Regions from separate parts of the Mus musculus genome. Here region 1 is linked to region 2. Evidence: chromatin loops called from intact Hi-C (ENCODE). Cell type or tissue: heart. All regions are shown on one strand. Each heading gives the region's core, and the rest is flanking DNA. Links, peaks and the distances in the headings are about the cores only.

Region 1 (5,383 bases), core at 132-5,131, 47 kb before region 2:
AGGTTGAAATAACAGCGTAGCCCAGGCTAAGGGAGGCACTTGAGGACTGTCTGTTCAGAGCCCTCTGACACAGGACTTCCTCTGGCTCGGTGTTCCCCACCCACCTCTCCTTCCTAAAACAGGATTCCCAATGACCTCACTTGCTTCTCAAATAGCCGTTCTGTAAAAACAAAACTGTTTCTCATACAAAGAGCTTTTTCCTAGTTAGCTATGCAATCAAAACTTAAACTTCAGTGTATTCAACATATTCAACATATTCAACGAACTGCAGGTAAAAAAATTTTTTTCCAAAATATAGGATACTTGAGGCCACAGAGACAGTTATTATTAATTGAATCTTCTTTCTTTCTTTCTTTCTTTCTTTCTTTCTTTCTTTCTTTCTTTCTTTCTTTCTTTCTTTCTTTCTCTCTCTCTCTCTCTCTCTCTCTCTCTCTCTCTCTCTCTCTTTCTTTCTTCTTCGCTGATTGTTTTTGGTCATGGAACAGCATAAACTTGGCTAGAAACCAATTCTTAAATGTTGCTACTTAAGTCTACTGCTGGCCCTACGGCTGTGTAGTACCACAGAGAGAGAAAGCACATTCCTTCCTACAGATTCTAGAGGTTCATGGGTTCCATAAGAACAGAAGCTAGTCTCTGGCTTTGGGGAGTGGGAGGGCTGTGGGCCTAAGAAGAGCCTCCCTTGGGCTACCTTATCTTCTTGGCATCTAGGAAGTGGGACAAGAAAACTCCTAAATATTGTCTCTTTGTTCTTAGGTTGGAATTTCTGCGGCAATAGTGGGAGTCTGGCTCAGAAGACTCCTATAGGTTTTATCTTCAATTGAGTCATGGGCTGAATATGCACAAAATATGTTTGACAACTACTTGAGATTTGGTGTTATAACTTGTTGCTTAGACCCAGACAGATAATTCCAGGTTTTCAGAAATTATCTTTCCTGAATCCTCTCTTTCAGAATGATAATTTCAATAAAATAGTGATTACTGGGTTTTGAAATTGGTCATGTTTCTAGGATAAATGGCTCCAAGTAAAATCAGAAAGTTAAAAAGGATCACAAAGCTCACATTTAAAAATTACTTAATTGGGCTTTGGAAATGGCACAGTGCATAAAAAATGTCTGCTGCCAAGACTGAAGGTCTGAGTTCAATCCCAGGTTCCACATAGAGGACAGAGAGAATTGGTTCTCTCAAGTTGTTCTAAGCCTCCTCACAGCCTCTCTCCATAAATAACCACAATTAAAAAAATATCAACAAACTGTTTAGTTTTTAAAGTTTTAAAGTTTAGTGAAAATAATTTGAAATTTAGCTAAAATGAATTTTATTTTTGTAAATGCCTTGCAAAGAAATGAATTGACCGCACATCAAAATTATCCAGACCCAAAGTCTATACAACATAATGAACCTATGTACACATTTACAATTGGCATAAAACCTTTCTAGTTAAAATCTTTATAAAAGATTAGAAACATTAAAAGGTGAGAATCGAGTTCATTAGTGATGACCTTTCTCCTCATAAGTATGAAATGCAGCTCAAAGGCAAACGTTTTGTTTTGACTATTGTTCATTTTTATTTAAAAATAAATTCTATTCACAATAGTTAAAAGAAAACAAAACCCACTTTGTACAGAGAGTGCCAGAACTTCTATTAAGAAATTCACAAAGACATTAGGAATAATATTGTGATAACATTTTACTAAAAAAAAAAAAAAAAAAAAAAAAAAGGAATTCTCAGAATCTGTAAATCTGGAGGAAACACGCAACTGGAAAATGGGATGATCAGGAGCCTAACAGACACATGCGATATGCAATACAAAGATGGGGGTTGGAGTGGTACAGACCTGTAACACTGGTACTTGGAAGATAGAGGCAGGAAAATCCTGAATTCAAGCTCATCCTCTGATCCATAGTGAGCTTAAGGCTGACTTCTTAGGAGAAATGAATAAGGGAAAAAAAGAGTTGATCATCTCATTCTTAGACCCAGCTAAGCTTTGGTTTAGCCCTTCTCCTCTGTGAGTACAGCGTTTCCACTCCTAAGTGAATTGATAAGAAGGCAAATGGGATAAAACTAGAAAGAGACTGACTACCTGTGCTTAGAAAGGCCACTGGAAGTATCACAGAAACACAGAACCAAGAGCCAGCAACCCAGGCATCATTTGCTAAGGAAGTGGAGTGTAGTCTTCAAATAGAACAAAACAGGACAAGTGATTGTGGTCACTGAGGTTGGAGAACAAACAATCCTATGTAAAATAAATTAAGGATGCTCCAAAGGAAATAAAACTTAACACACACAAATCCAGATGTTCCATATGTCCAAACCAAGCCAATGAAAAGGACTCCCTAAAACCTACTTAAAATAGAATGTAAAACGCCACGTTGTCAGTCCACAGTGTTCTACTCCTCTTAAAAAAAAAAAAAAAAAAAAGAATAAAAAGCTAGATGATATGCCTGTGGTGGCAAAGACCATTGTTGGTGAGCAGGGGTGGGGGTCGTATTGAAATAATTACATCAGCATGCGGACGCTGGAAAATTTCTTCTCCCATAATCAGATCAGATGGCGCTTCCTGTTTCGCATTTCTAGTACACGTTGTCTTGTACACAATAGTAGTGGGAAACAATAGTTTGGCACGAGGTCAGGGCATACTAAGAAACGCTCTGGCCCTTGAAAGGTTTGGATGAGTCAGCCCCAAACGACAAAGATTTCAATGACGACAAGCAAGCCTGAGATGGTGGCTGGGCAGTGGTGGCCCAGGGAATGTGCTGCAGGAAGCAGATACGGCCTGACGTCCATCTTTCCCCAGCCTCCAAGTCCTTGGCCACTGACTAATATTTTTGTCTACACTTAAGTGTATGCTTGTGTCTGACTAACCTGGCTTGATTGTTTATGGGGATTGGTTTGTTTGAAGAACAAAACTGCAATAGGGAAAAATACCGTGTCCACAGTGCCACCTCAGTTACTTCTCTTGTCTTCCATCCTTCCCGAGCTCCGAACAGTCTAAACAGACAAGAAGAGCGATCGCTGTCTGATGTGACTTACAGTAAATCCTACGCCCACTCACAAACAGCTCCTTGCAATGTTCAGGAGACAAAGCTCTTGAGCCTGGAATCCATCCATCTCTTGTCTTCTCTGATGCCTCAGTGGGACTTTTAGTACATGACGCTGGCAAGCTACCCTGGGCCTGGGTAGAAATGTTCATCCAGTCATCGCAATGGCTTCTCTGTATTACTCTGCCGCTCTGTTCAAGAATACATATGAAAAGAACATTCTGAAGTGGGCTAGATGAGGGGTCGTTTAGCTTTTGTCCACGGTACTGTCGCAGAGTTGCTTAAGAATCCAGGGACTATTCCAGAGAGTGTAGGGACAAAGTTAGGAGGGTTAGCATCTGGGGTGAGAAGTTGAAAACACAGAAATCGACAAAGGGCAAGGATGGATGTGAGAGGGAGTGGCTCGGAAGATGTAGGACTGAGAAGGCGGGGGGCGGGGGGTGTCTTTTCTCCCACGAAAAAAGCTGGTCTCCAAGCCCGCCCCTTTGTTAGAAGTAATAAAGTCTTAGTCACTTGAAAAATTCTACAAATATTAAAACTTTAGTTTGAAATTCCAAACAAAATTGGAAAATACAGAGCAAATAGAAAAGCAATTTCTAATTCTCTCCAGAAAGAAGCATTGTTTTGACAATTTATTAAAGCCATCTGAATACCTCTGTCTGAAGACATGCCCATTCTGGCTCATACATGTAACTTTACCAAAACAGACATATATACACACAAAGTTCAGCAAGCTGTTGTTGTTGTTGTTGTTGTTTTTTAATCAGTCACTGCCAGCTATTTCAATCAATGTATATCTACAAAATGAATCTTTAAAGATTTATTTGATTTTTAAAATTTTATTAGATAATTTCTTTATTTACATTTCAAATGCTATCCCAAAAGTTCCCTATACCCTCCTCCTGCCCTGCACCCCTACCCACCCACTCCCACTTCTAGGCCCTGGTGTTCCCCTGTACTGGGGCATATAAAGTTTGCAAGACCTAGGGGCCTCTCTTTCCAATGATGGCCGACTAGGCCATCTTCTGCTACATATGCAGCTAGAGACATGAGCTCTGGGGGTACTGGTTAGTTCATATTGTTGTTCCACCTATAGGGTTGCAGACCCTTTCAGCTCCTTGGGTGCTTTCTCTAGCTTCTCCATTGGGGGCCCTGTGTTCCATCTTATAGATGACTGTGAGCATCCACTTCTGTATTTATCAGGCACTGGAATAGCCTCATATGAGACAGCTATATCAGGGTCCCTTCAGCAAAATCTTGCTGGCATATGCAATAGTGTCTGGGTTTGGTGGCTGATTATGGGATGGATCCCCAGGTGGGGTAGTCTCTGAATGGTCCATCCTTTTGTCTTAGCTCCAAACTTTGTCTCTGTAACTCCTTCCATGGGTATTTTGTTCCCTATTCTAAGGAGGAATGAAGTCTGCCTTCTTCTTGATTTTCTTGTGTTTTGCAAATTGTATCTTGGGTATTCTAAGTTTCTGGGCTAATATGCACTTATCAGTGAGTGCATATCTATACGTGTGTGTACTGAATGGGGGCACGTGCCCATGGCCGCAGAGTCCAGAGGCATGGAATCACAAGCAAGTACAGAGAATTAAACTCTAGTCCTCTGCAAGGACGATAGAGATACTTAACTACAGCTTCATCTCTCTAGCCCCCTACAAAATGATTGTTCAGGGCTGCATGCTATTCTATTATGATACATCATGTTTATTCTCCCATTGAAGAAATTTTCAGTTTTGATTGCTACTAAATAGCACTGACAAGGGGACTTTATGCATGTATTTCACTATTATATGATCTTTACTAAGATATAGCTCCTAGCTTGGAGGACTCTTTCGGAAGAATAGGAGGAGGGACTGTGGACACAGAAGGAAATAGGAATGCCACAGGAAGTCCAACAGAGTCAATTATCTGGGCCATTGGGGCTGGACCTCCCTGCTCATATGTAGCAGACGTGCAGCTTGGTCTTCACATGGGTCCCAAACCACTGGAGCAGGGGCTATCCCAAAAGCTGTTGCCTGTTCGGGGGGATATGTTCTAGCTGGGCTGCCTTGTCCAGCCTCAGTGAGAGAAGACTTGCCTATCCTTGCAGAGACTTGATGTACTAGGATATGGGGGTTGGGGAAATACCCAGGAGGGTCCTCACTTGCTCAGAGGAGAAGTAGAAGGGGGTTGGGAGGAAAGATTGTGGGAAGGGGACATTGAGCAGGATGTGAAGTGAATAAGTAAAAGAAAATAAATAAAATTTTTTAAAAAGAAAAATCATTCCTGCTTTTACCAATTTTAAACTTTCATGGAATTTTAATATTCTGTAGATCATTTATATTCTTTAACAAATTACTAT
Region 2 (5,383 bases), core at 234-5,233:
TACTACTAATAATAATAATAATAATAATGACAAACATGTGTGTACTGAGTGTCCATACAAAATTTGCAAGTAGTAAAGAAAAATATCTCTTATCTAGAGAAGCAAACTGGGTAAAATCCTCATTAAGAAACTGATAGTTTCATAACACTGAAAAATAAATGATAATAATTTTTCAAATCAAAGCACAAAACACCATCTCACATAGGTAAACTGATATTTTTAGGTGTCTGGAGGTCTCAAAAAACTTCATGCTTACGTGTGCATATATTAACATTTTGATGGGACCTAGGACGCAGTGAGAAAGGATGCTGGAGAGGTGACCAGGGGCTGAAAGCAGAGGGACAGACTGCCTTAGTCATATTTCTCATGGTGTTATAAAATACCCCCAACAAAGGCAAACTAGGGAGGAAGGGTTTATTTTGATTAACAACGCTTTTGCCAACAAGCGTGGAAATTACTTGAAGAAGACCCAAGCAAACACATTCCAGGCTACAAGTGCAGCGCCAAAGCTCCAGGACCTCTTAACGTCCAAGATGACAAAAGGGTGTCAACTACCAATATGACTGACTTGTTTTTGTTGCCTACCTTGAACTTGGAAAGAATGGTCATGCCAACATTGCCAGGTTTCTAAGGCTCTGATGGCCAATGGATCCAATGGATCCAATAGGATCAAGAAGCAGGCCAGGCTGCAGCTCTTGTCCCAGCTCAGGTTCCCAGGGCTATATCGGCTGACAGAGGCCCCTGCAGTAAAGATAACGATCTACATTGTAAGAACAGTAGTACTAGGGTAGCTGAATTGCCATCCACTTTAGCAAGGGACACCTTACCAATGGCTACACCACTGAAGAAAATGTTTCTCCCTCCCCCATTAATAATTAACTGCGTATAGATTCTCAGGTAAGAGTTGGGTCTTCTCGAGTAGGAGTGGCATCTTGTAAGCCCATCCTTCCACTATGAAGTCTTTTAAAAGACTAGGTAGCTAGTCCACTAACCAGGAAAGATTCCCACGATCTCCTCTCCACTAAGGAAAAATGCAAGTTATTGAACATTTAATATATTTCCAATAATGGATTATATAAATATAGTCCAATTTCTTAGATGTATTTATTTTTATGTGTATGACTGTTTTGCCTGCATGTATGTATGTATGTATGTATGTATGTATGTATGTGTACCGCATAGTGCCCGAGGAAGTCAGAAGAAGGCATCAGATTCCTTGGAGTTAGGGGAATTGAACCCAGATCCTATGCCAGGCCCTGTGATGGCTCTAACAAGCTGAGCCATCTGTTTGTCTCTGATTACCTACTTTTTGTAACAAAATATGCATGTACGTGCATATTTAAATGACATAAGTCTAAGAAGCAGGAAATCTATAGAATGTAGAGAAGAGGGTAGAGCAGAATATGGTATTGGATTTAACATGAAATGCACATATGTATACACACACACACACACACACACACACACACACACACGCGTGCGCACACACTCACGCACACATGCACAGACACGAACATGTATGCGATGAGGAGGCAGCTAATCTTCTACACAATAGTCCACTGTAGTCCTCATAGTGTTACATGGGCATTTGGCATTTTGTGTTTCTAAGAGTTTTATTTTCTTTTTTAAGCTAAAAAAATAAATGATTGTCATGTGAGAGTAGACAGAGAACACATGGAGGCCAAACCAGGGACCTGAGCACTGCTCAGATCACAAAGAACATTTCATTTCCATCAGGAAGCCGAGAGAGGGACCTGTGTGCTGGCAGCTAAAAGCCCATTGGTGTTGAAGACTTCAGAACTCACAAATGACCAGGATGTGTCCTAACACTGTTGAGAGGCGGGCAAGCTTTGACTAAGCAGTTTCTTGAGTGCAAGGTCAGACTCTGAAATGAGGACGCCAAGAAGTGCTTCAGGCAGAGGACACTGGAGCACACTGTAATCTAAAGCTGGAGAGCCAGCACACTGATAAAAGCTGAGAACTCTGAGCGGAGAGAGTGTGACTGCTGCTTTGTCAAATACTTTTACATTTCTTTTTAAGAGAAACTAACACTGCATATCTAGACTTTTAAGTTTGATTGTAACTTACATACTTGTGTGCACTTTTTTACACTTGCTCACAGAATCATAGTCAAGGGCTTTTGGGAGTGATTTTTAATTCCAAACTTTGGCATTTTGAGACAATAACAGGAACCGGAAAGCAGTGGCTGGGCAGGCTGTCTGAGGTGTGACGCACATTACGGGGCCAACAGCTGTAGTGGGTGTTGCCTTGGGTCTTATAAAATGCAATCTTCTAATGCTGGATCAAACAACCTTGATAGTTCAAAGTGGCAGTAAACCACAACTAAATCCGTTAGCAGTAACACAACCCCGCCCGAAGGTGTGTGCCAGCACACTAGGAGAGAGCACCGTGGTGGTTTGTGCACACATCTCTTCACTATAGGAGCTAAACTGTCTCTCTACAAGTCCTCCAAACATGTACAAAATAAAGCTGTGGTTTTTCAACGTCTGTTTAGTTATTACTACGTGAATAATACAAGATAAACTTTCATCCTTTGTTTCCTTCCTCACCGTCAGTCAGAGACTGGCAACCTTCCCACGTGAGTAGGAAACACATGTTTAAGTGACCTCAGCCTAAAGCAGGAAGAGCCCAGCAAGTGCAGAGGAGGAGATGCGGGGACAAGGAAAGCTGAAATGCTTTCCACATCTAAGAGGACATGATTTTGACTCGATTTAAATTGTCATTTGGGACTGTATGTGGTGATGGTAGAAGGTGGTATACTTAATATAAATCAACCTTACTCACTGTTTTGTATACCAGAATAAGTTGCTGTCATGGCTCTCTTGTTGTCTACTAAACTGTATGACAATGTCTTTTGGCTTATCAGGGTGGCTCATGCCTTTAACCCAGCACTGGAGAGGCAGAAACAAGTGAGTTAGAGGCTACTCCAGGCTACATACTGAAACACTGTCTCAAATGATTTCTTTAAAGTCTTCTGCTAGTAATAACTGCCCAAATTTCCTGTCTGTTATGAAATATAATGCGGCAGCGATGAAGTAAGATGGTACCTGGTGGGCCCATGCCAAGGTGTCCCCCTGAGAATCATGCCATGTGACAGACCTAGTATAAAGGAAGTTTATTGTGGGGGAAGGGAAGAGAACAGGGACCTGGAGAAGGGGTAGAGGCAGAGAAAGGGGAGGGGAGTCAGATAAGGAGTGGCCAGCTGGGAACATGTGGGAGGGGAGAAAGGAGAAAGAGATATGTGTGTGTGTGTATGAGAGAGAGAGAGAGAGAGAGAGAGAGAGAGAGAGAGAGAGAGAGAGGGAGGGAGGTTAGTGTAGCAAGCACAATCCTTTATATGCTTTCTTTCAGCAGAGCAGGTAGTAATGGTAGAGGTGATGATGACTCAAGCTGTTGCTAGGTCGCTGTTGGGAGTAGTCTAGTGGAAGGGTCTGTAAGCCAACACTGCCGAGTATATTTGATAAGTATATGGATGAGATACTGAACATGTAATGAGATAAAGAAAAAGGTTTGGGAAGCATAAGATAGAGAAGGTTGTGGAGAGCCCTCGGTAAGATTTTTTGGGCATTAGATGTCACTTCTAAGACTGTAAATTTCTCCAGACATCCCTGTGCTTATGTGTGTTTCCACTGGCACACTTATCTTACTGCAGTTGTCTTTAATGGGACGATTTCTTTTTCTCACATTACGAGTGTTGTGAAAAACACAGACAAGATCTTTCTTAGAAAATCTTTTGTTCTAGAGATTAGCAAAATGATTGGCTAGCGGACTAAAGTTTATGAGAGAAGGAATGGCTGTATATGAATTGCACATTGATGTGTGGACACAAGGCTCCAAGTGATTTAAAACAAAGCGCTTTTTCAGAAATCACTGTGATTGTACTCCAGACTCTCTCACACCGCTTCCCTCCACTCTCTTTTTTTGTTTTGTCTTTTTGGAACAGAGTCTTACTTTGTCACCTTGTCTGGTCTGGCACTTGCTATGTAGACCAGACTGGCCTTGAAAACTCAAAGACCTACCTGCTTCTGTGTTTTCTTCCTTTTGGAAAATAGTCATTTGGTCACTGCCAAATGTCTTGCCTTGACTCTAGGCCTTGAGAGGTAATAATGAGGGTGGTGCCAAGGCCAAAGGCTGATTTGGGGTGTGCTCACTGGAGTAGCAGAAAGACAGGGTAAACTGTAGAGAGGAACATGGAGGTTTACCACAGAATGACCCCAAATCCATGAGACATAGGATCTTTGAGATGCACCTTGGTTTAGCAATGGGAACAGGCAGAGCTTGTCTCCCAGATCAGTGCAGTAAGTAGCAAGCACAAAGGCAAACCAGAAAGAAAGAGGGTCTAGAATTTTTACTGTGACCAGGGTTGCTTACCTGATCTTTCTCTGCCCCAGAGACAGCATGTCTAAAAGGCGCAACAAAGGCAGGTATTCTTTCTCCAGCTTGGCGTCTGGAGTTTCCTACAGTCTCATCTCCACCCGTGTGTGCCACCCACTGCCACATGCTTCACCCATTTAAACAAAAAGATTCCACTGTCTGTGCTGAAAAAAGGGTGGGCTAAGTGGAGAAAACACAACTGAGGATGAGACTGTGTGTGTGTGTGTGTGTGTGTGTGTGCGCACACGCACAAGTGTGGTGCATACTTTAGGAATTCAGTAAAACAGACTAGAAGTAGAAGTTTAATGAACAATGAGGTAGAAGTATTAGCCAGCTTAAAAATTATATTTAAAACGTCAAGGCTACCAATGTACCTCGGTGTAGAATACTTGGCCAGCATGTGTAAAACCCAGTGTTTTATCCTAAATGAACGCACACACGCGCACGCGCGCGCACACACACACTATGGATTAGTTGGAAAGCAGAATATATTCAGAACTCGGGTAGTTCAGGAAGGAAGCTGGCAAGCAGTGGTGAGATGCATGGTATGGATTATCTCCAGCAGCCTAAACATAACTTAAGGAACCAAGTACAGCTAAGCGAAACCAGAAAACCAACGAGTAATACAGATGGCATGAATTTGAACCAAGACTTCGGTAAAGGGCAGTAGAGAGAACAGCAAAATGGAGGAAGATCTGCGAGGGTCTGCATGCAGACACTGAGCTACAGGGCAGCTGGCACAAGTCCCGAGGCTTTGGACAGGACAGTTAGACTGAAAATGATGTATTCACCGATACTAGGGGAACAGAAAACGTGCCAGACATAGAAAGAAGACGAGTTTACTTTTGGACACATTGAACTGATCCCTCTGCGGTTAAATGAAGCCTGAGCTTCCAGGAGTGCAGGTGCTGCAGACTTGGGTCTCTCAGGAGTTAGGAGGTGGAGCCGAGAGAAAGGTAATTATATCCTAGAGAACTATACTTCCCAC

What was found. Peaks named below come from ENCODE experiments on the same cell type or tissue, not always from the same donor. Only the 100,000 strongest peaks of a DNase experiment are listed, where the experiment ranks them.
Region 1: it touches region 2 in a loop (2.2-fold over the local background); 3 of 42 quality-filtered maps call a loop at or near these places.

The regions. Positions count from the first base shown.
Region 1 is chr3:115,766,338-115,771,720 of GRCm38, forward strand. No RefSeq gene overlaps it. Among named protein-coding and RNA genes, the nearest start is that of S1pr1, 54 kb to the left of the region's middle. In heart, for the core only: no CTCF peak of the experiment used is centred there; a DNase peak (open chromatin) is centred at 2,624; H3K27ac peaks cover 1,156 bases.
Region 2 is chr3:115,813,456-115,818,838 of GRCm38, forward strand. No RefSeq gene overlaps it. Among named protein-coding and RNA genes, the nearest start is that of A930005H10Rik, 72 kb to the right of the region's middle. In heart, for the core only: no CTCF peak of the experiment used is centred there; DNase peaks (open chromatin) are centred at 1,866, 2,266 and 2,616; H3K27ac peaks cover 3,088 bases.